Linked DNA regions of Homo sapiens: region 1 is linked to region 2. Evidence: chromatin contacts called from ENCODE Hi-C or POLR2A ChIA-PET data. All regions are on one chromosome and are shown on one strand. The core of a region is the stretch at or near the end of the contact, and the rest is flanking DNA. Distances in the headings are between cores, read along the strand shown.

Region 1 (2,700 bases), core at 117-2,616, 120 kb after region 2:
GCAGATCTTACTGAAGATGATGTTCCAGCAGCAGCGACTTAGCCCCAGGAGCCCAGTTTCAATGGCCTTGCTGTGTGGTGTTTCAAGTGCATTTAAAATGTGTGACACAGAAACGGCACACTCTTCCACATGCTTTTGAAGTATTATAAAACACTTTATTACAAATTTGTCTTAGCTATTAGCAAATAAAACTGATTATCATTCTTTATTAACCCTCCTTGGAATTTTGAAAACCTCGATTAAAGTTGCCAAATTGATTACTGGATCCAGAACACAATTTTCCCCTCAGAACAGATAGACAGACTGAAGCCACTGAACTCTGCCAGGAGTCAACATGAGATTCCTTTTGCTGGATATGCAGAAATGATAGGAAAAAAACCAATGGTGAAATTTCAAGTTTCAAAAACCAACCTTTCATTACCAATCCCAGGCAACAAACATGTCCCTGAGTGTTCTTTAAGAACATTTGGGATTTATGTACAATTTAATACTGGAGTTAGAACTTTTTCCTTATTGAATGCCAACCTTATGATGGATGTGAAAATCTACGGCCAAATACTTTTGAAAACACCTTTCTATATTGCACAGTGGGCAAATGGCTTATGTGAGGTAAGACACTAGAGGGATAAATTTCCAGATCAACATGGCTATGGTATTTAGTAATGGCCCAGCTTAGAGACTTCAGCTACTGATCTCATCACTTATTAGACAAATTGCTGCTGACCTTACGCCTGTATATTAAGCCTCCGCAGGATGCCGGACAATGGTGAAGAAACTCCAGATATCAAGGAATTGGGAAATCCTGGCCAAACCACCCCAAGATGATTACACTGAAATGTAGTATTAGTACTGCTGCCAGATCTCTTTTTAACATCATGTGCGTCTCTTGGGATCCAGCAAAAGTGTTAAGCCACAATGCCCTTGTGCCTTTTAATATACCACAGTGCCAGTTAAACTAATATTTTTGTTTGTTGCTTTTGGGAGTTATTTTCATTAGTGATTTCAGCAAATCTCATGATAAAGGACAAGGTCAAGAACTCCAGAGCACTGAGCAGAGAGGCTGGTGATGAAAAGGTGAAGGCCTGCGCACTGAACTGTAAGGCAGTGGGCAGTACAGGGTAACTGGAGGCGGGGCCAGGGCCTCAGCGCTATGGAAGAGTGTCCACTGAGGCTGCACATGGCCCAGGAGTGGCACCATGTTGCAGGGACAACCATCCCCATTTGGCTTCTCCTTAAAACACAATTGCAGCTGCATTCTGCATCGCTGAAAACTGCAATATAATATTAAATCTGTTGGTCTATGCATGGCTGCGTATGTGTTTCTTGGAACCTGTGTGACAGGGACATGTGCCTGGCACACTGGCCAGAAGACTGGGCAGCCACCATGGCAGTGCTGGATGACCTCAGTAAGAATGTGTCATGTATTCCAGGTGCTGATCTAAAAACTGTGGCTCAAATGTCACCGAGCTTATATGAAGCTCCCAGAGAGAACATTTAAAAGCTCAGAGAGTAAGTGCTGGGGAAAGCAGAGCTATCAGAGGAAATCTCTCATAGAAACGAAACCAAACCAACAGAAAATGAAGAAGGCCACATCTTTAAGGCCACCTCTGCCTCTATCAGATGAGCTGCTGGTCTAGATCAGGGGCTGGCAAACTTTTCTGTAAAAGGCCAGACAGTAAAAATTTCCGATTTTGCAGGCCACATAGTGTCTGTTGCAACTATTCAACTCTGCCATAGATCATGTGTAAAGGAATGGGTGTGGCTGTTCAATAAACTATACAGTTGACCCTTGAACAATATGGGTTTGAACTGCATGGCTGCACTTATATATGGATTTTTTTCAACCATACAGGTTGAAAATACAGTATTGGCAGGGGGCGAAACCTGCGTACATGGAGGGCTGATTTATCACATACGTGGGTTCTGTAGGGCCCACTGTGGGACTTGAGTATGCATTGGGTTTTTGTATACTCAGGCGTTCTGGAACTATCCTCCATGTATACCAAAGGATGGTTATTTCTACAAAAGCAGGAGGTAAGCCCAATGCACAGCTTGCAGATTCCCCTCAGGCGAGAGACAGAGGTTAAGGGTAGATGGCAGATGACCTAAGTGGCTTGTTTTAGGAGGCCACTCCCAGGGCCACAGCTTTCATGTGTTTGCCACCAGGGTAGAAGGTCTGCTGACAAGGGCAATGACTACTAACAGCCCCAGCTGCATGGAACAGAAAGGGCATATGCTGTGGCCACCAGGCTCAGGCTCTATCCCTCAGCAGCTTTGGGATCCCATGCAGCTCACCTATTTTCTGTGCTCTAGCATCATCCAAATCAGAATGTCTCAGGTAAGTGGTAGACAACGTGACTCCTCCCCTCCCGCTGTGAAGTGTAGACGGCTGCCACGGTGGCAGCGGCCAGAACTGAAGTTCCCGATTTCTCTGTTTCTGCAGTCTTGCCATGCTTTCTCTGTATAGTCACCCCAAACCTACTTTTACCGAGGGCCTGGGAAAATGCCAAAGGTGCTGCTCACATAAGCACTGGCCCATCCTCATCAGCATCAGGCCCTGGCTCTGGGCTCACAGGCTGTCGCACATGCTGCAAGAGTTCCCTAGGTATGCGTGGCCGTCGGGCTGTGCACTCGCATTCCTCTTTAAAGCTGTCTTGCATAGGGCCTGAAACTTTCCTGCTCCCCTTGTCTTGACATGTG
Region 2 (2,700 bases), core at 180-2,679:
AGTATTAATCGCCAGATTACAAATGCAGACTTGTGGAAGCATCAGAAGGATGTGTTTTTGAGTGCCATATCCAGTGGAGCTGACTCTCCCAACAGCAAAAATGGCAACATGCCCATGTCGGGCAACACTGGAGAGAATTTCAGAAAGAACCTCACAGATGTCATCAAAAAGTCCATGGTGGACCATACGAGCGCTTTCTCCACAGAGGAACTGCCACCTCCTGTCCACTTATCAAAGCCAGGGGAACACATGGATGTGTATGTGCCTGTGGCCTGTCACCCAGGCTACTTCGTCATCCAGCCTTGGCAGGAGATACATAAGTTGGAAGTTCTGATGGAAGAGATGATTCTATATTACAGCGTGTCTGAAGAGCGCCACATAGCAGTGGAGAAAGACCAAGTGTATGCTGCAAAAGTGGAAAATAAGTAGGTCCTTGGACAAAGCATTTTATTCTACTCCTAAGAAAAATGTGTAAAATGATGCCAGAGTCTTAATCTTGGCGGGGGGACTTCGAACTGTACTAATGGGAATTTTGAATGTGAAACAAACACAGTAATTTTTCCGATTTTCTAGTATTTAAAATGATGTCACTTATCAAAAAATCTATTGGCCATATTCCTGTTAAAACCCAATTATATAACTAAAATGAATGTTTAAATATTTTTTCTATTTTTCTATTAGAAAAATATTTTTATTCAGAAAATAACCAGATTTTTTCATTTAATGACTTTTTATTTTAAAAATAAAAATATTATGGAAAAATTTTAAAATATAAAAAAAGCATAAGAAATTAAAATCAACCACCCACACATAACACTTGTTAAACTACTTATGTATTTCCTCTAATTTTATATGTGCATATTTATATAGTTGGTATATTATTAGTATGTATAATTTTGTACCTGCTTTTTTCACCTAACATTATGTCATGAACATTTTTCCATGTGATAAAATTTCTTCAGGAACCTTTATAATGGCTATTTTAATCATGATATACAGAATTCCTTTTTCCCAATGAAATCATAATTTACTTACCATTCTATTTTGTTATGTAAGGTTTTCTCTCCTGTATTTTTCACTATTATAAATAATAGTGAATGTAAATCTTTGCATTTCTGATTATTTATTTACGGGATAGATTCCTAGAAGAAAAGTCACTTGTTGGAAGATGGCAAGACTCTTGCTTTATGTTGTCAGCTGCATCCTGGCATCTGTGCCATCTTTCATAAGGAGCAACAATGCTTATTTCACTACTCTTTGGCCTTGGGGCTGTGAGAACATACTTTCTCTTACATTTCTTTAGCGCTTCAGTGTTTTTTCTAATATTTTCACATTTGGGTCCACACCCTCCTCCCCAAAGCCCTGCAGGATGTGCTGGTTTCATCCAAGTGAAGCCCAGACACCCCACTGTCCACTTTCCACTCAGGCCATGAAGCCCTGGGAAATGGCACAATGCCCATCCTGTTCCTTTGCCAGCTTGCTTAGGAGAAATGAACAAGCTTATTTATCAATGCTGAACACAAAGAACAGTCACCCCTCCCCAACACACACACACACACACACACACCCCAAAACTCAGTTTAAAAGGTCAAACTGCTTATTTTTTATATGAAATGTTTTAATTCTTTAAGATAGCAAACATAGGCATGTATAAAGTTTTGTCATTTTCATGGGAGAAAAAAACTAATTTTTAACTCTCAGTGAAGCGTATAAAAGCTCTCATTTCGAAAAACATACAATTTGTATGTCATAAGCTTTTCTTCTCTAAAAAACCATTTCTACTGTTGTGTTATTTATAACCACAAGCATAAATAGGTTTAATTCAGCTTGTGTAGGTTTGCCTCAATCAGAGCTCTTTGTAAGATAATTCAATCACAGTTAAAAACCAAACTAATGTTCTGGGGGGCAGATTGATGATTAAAGGTGAGGAGATCCTCCTTGGAGTAAAGGGGTTGGGTAGGAAGGAGAACACATCAACTGGAGAGCTCCAATATGAGCCCTTGCACTCCCCACTCTGCCCTCCATGGCTTTGAACCATTCTGCCCCAGGACTCTTGGACTTTAGTTAATTTGTCCCAGATAATCAAGGGATGTTTTGTATATAAAAACAGATAATCTGATTTTTTTAAAACTTCATGAACTGAATCAGTATAAAATGTTTAGAACTTCTGTCTTCCTTAAGACTCAGGACTATTTACTAAACTTTGTTCCCAACTATGGTAAGTTAAGACTTAGAAATTTTAGATACATATTTTTATTACAGCGGTTTCCAAATCTATCGCAGCATAAGAACAACTTGGAAAACCTATTAAAAATGCAGATTCTTCTTCCTTACCCCAGGCATTCTGAATCAGAATCTTTGCAGGTGGAGCTCCAGAATCTGTTGTTAACAAATTCCAGGTGATGCCAGTACTGAATTTTAGTAATCTAGTCAAAACTGAAGTCTTCCCTTAAGCTATTAGTTTTGAAAGTTGAAAACTAAATAGAAATACAACACATCAGTTTTCTGGGACTCTCTCTTCACTGCCCTATACCACTTATTTATGGACTAAAAACACAGACCACCACCAATTTGCCCTGTACAATTTTAAGATGACGCTGTTGGTGGAAACCAAGTGTTTTTACCTCCTTTTGTGCTTACACAAATTAGCAACCTACACCGAAAGTGTTTCCACCTGTGAAAATTTCTCTTCAGTTTGAT

What was found. Hi-C counts contacts between places; a loop is a spot of excess contacts on that map. ChIA-PET counts read pairs that join two places held with the same protein, here RNA polymerase II (POLR2A). Pooled maps may share reads with other maps.
Region 1: a loop to region 2 is called in a map of mesothelial cell of epicardium, with 4 times the contacts of the local background. The contact joins two enhancer-like sites. A Hi-C loop is called at or near these places in 23 of 168 maps with a recorded cell type or tissue (GM11168, GM12878, GM13977 and 14 more) and 1 of 50 pooled maps. POLR2A ChIA-PET finds 5 or more read pairs at or near these places in 7 of 52 experiments (GM12878, K562, PC-9 and 4 more).

What each region holds. Positions count from the first base shown.
Region 1 is chr9:97,599,950-97,602,649 of GRCh38, forward strand. It overlaps TMOD1 (tropomodulin 1), which reads left to right. Exons shown (of 10, transcript NM_003275.4): 10 at 1-1,794. TSTD2 (thiosulfate sulfurtransferase like domain containing 2) reads right to left here. Exons shown (of 10, transcript NM_139246.5): 10 at 131-2,700. The coding sequence ends at 2,520. Among named protein-coding and RNA genes, the nearest start is that of TSTD2, 32 kb to the right of the region's middle. Within about 2 kb of position 1,367, at least 4 of the 41 ENCODE cell types and tissues checked have a DNase peak (open chromatin) inside an H3K27ac peak, as active enhancers do.
Region 2 is chr9:97,482,927-97,485,626 of GRCh38, forward strand. It overlaps TDRD7 (tudor domain containing 7), which reads left to right. Exons shown (of 17, transcript NM_014290.3): 15 at 1-425. Among named protein-coding and RNA genes, the nearest start is that of TMOD1, 17 kb to the right of the region's middle. Within about 2 kb of position 1,430, at least 2 of the 41 ENCODE cell types and tissues checked have a DNase peak (open chromatin) inside an H3K27ac peak, as active enhancers do.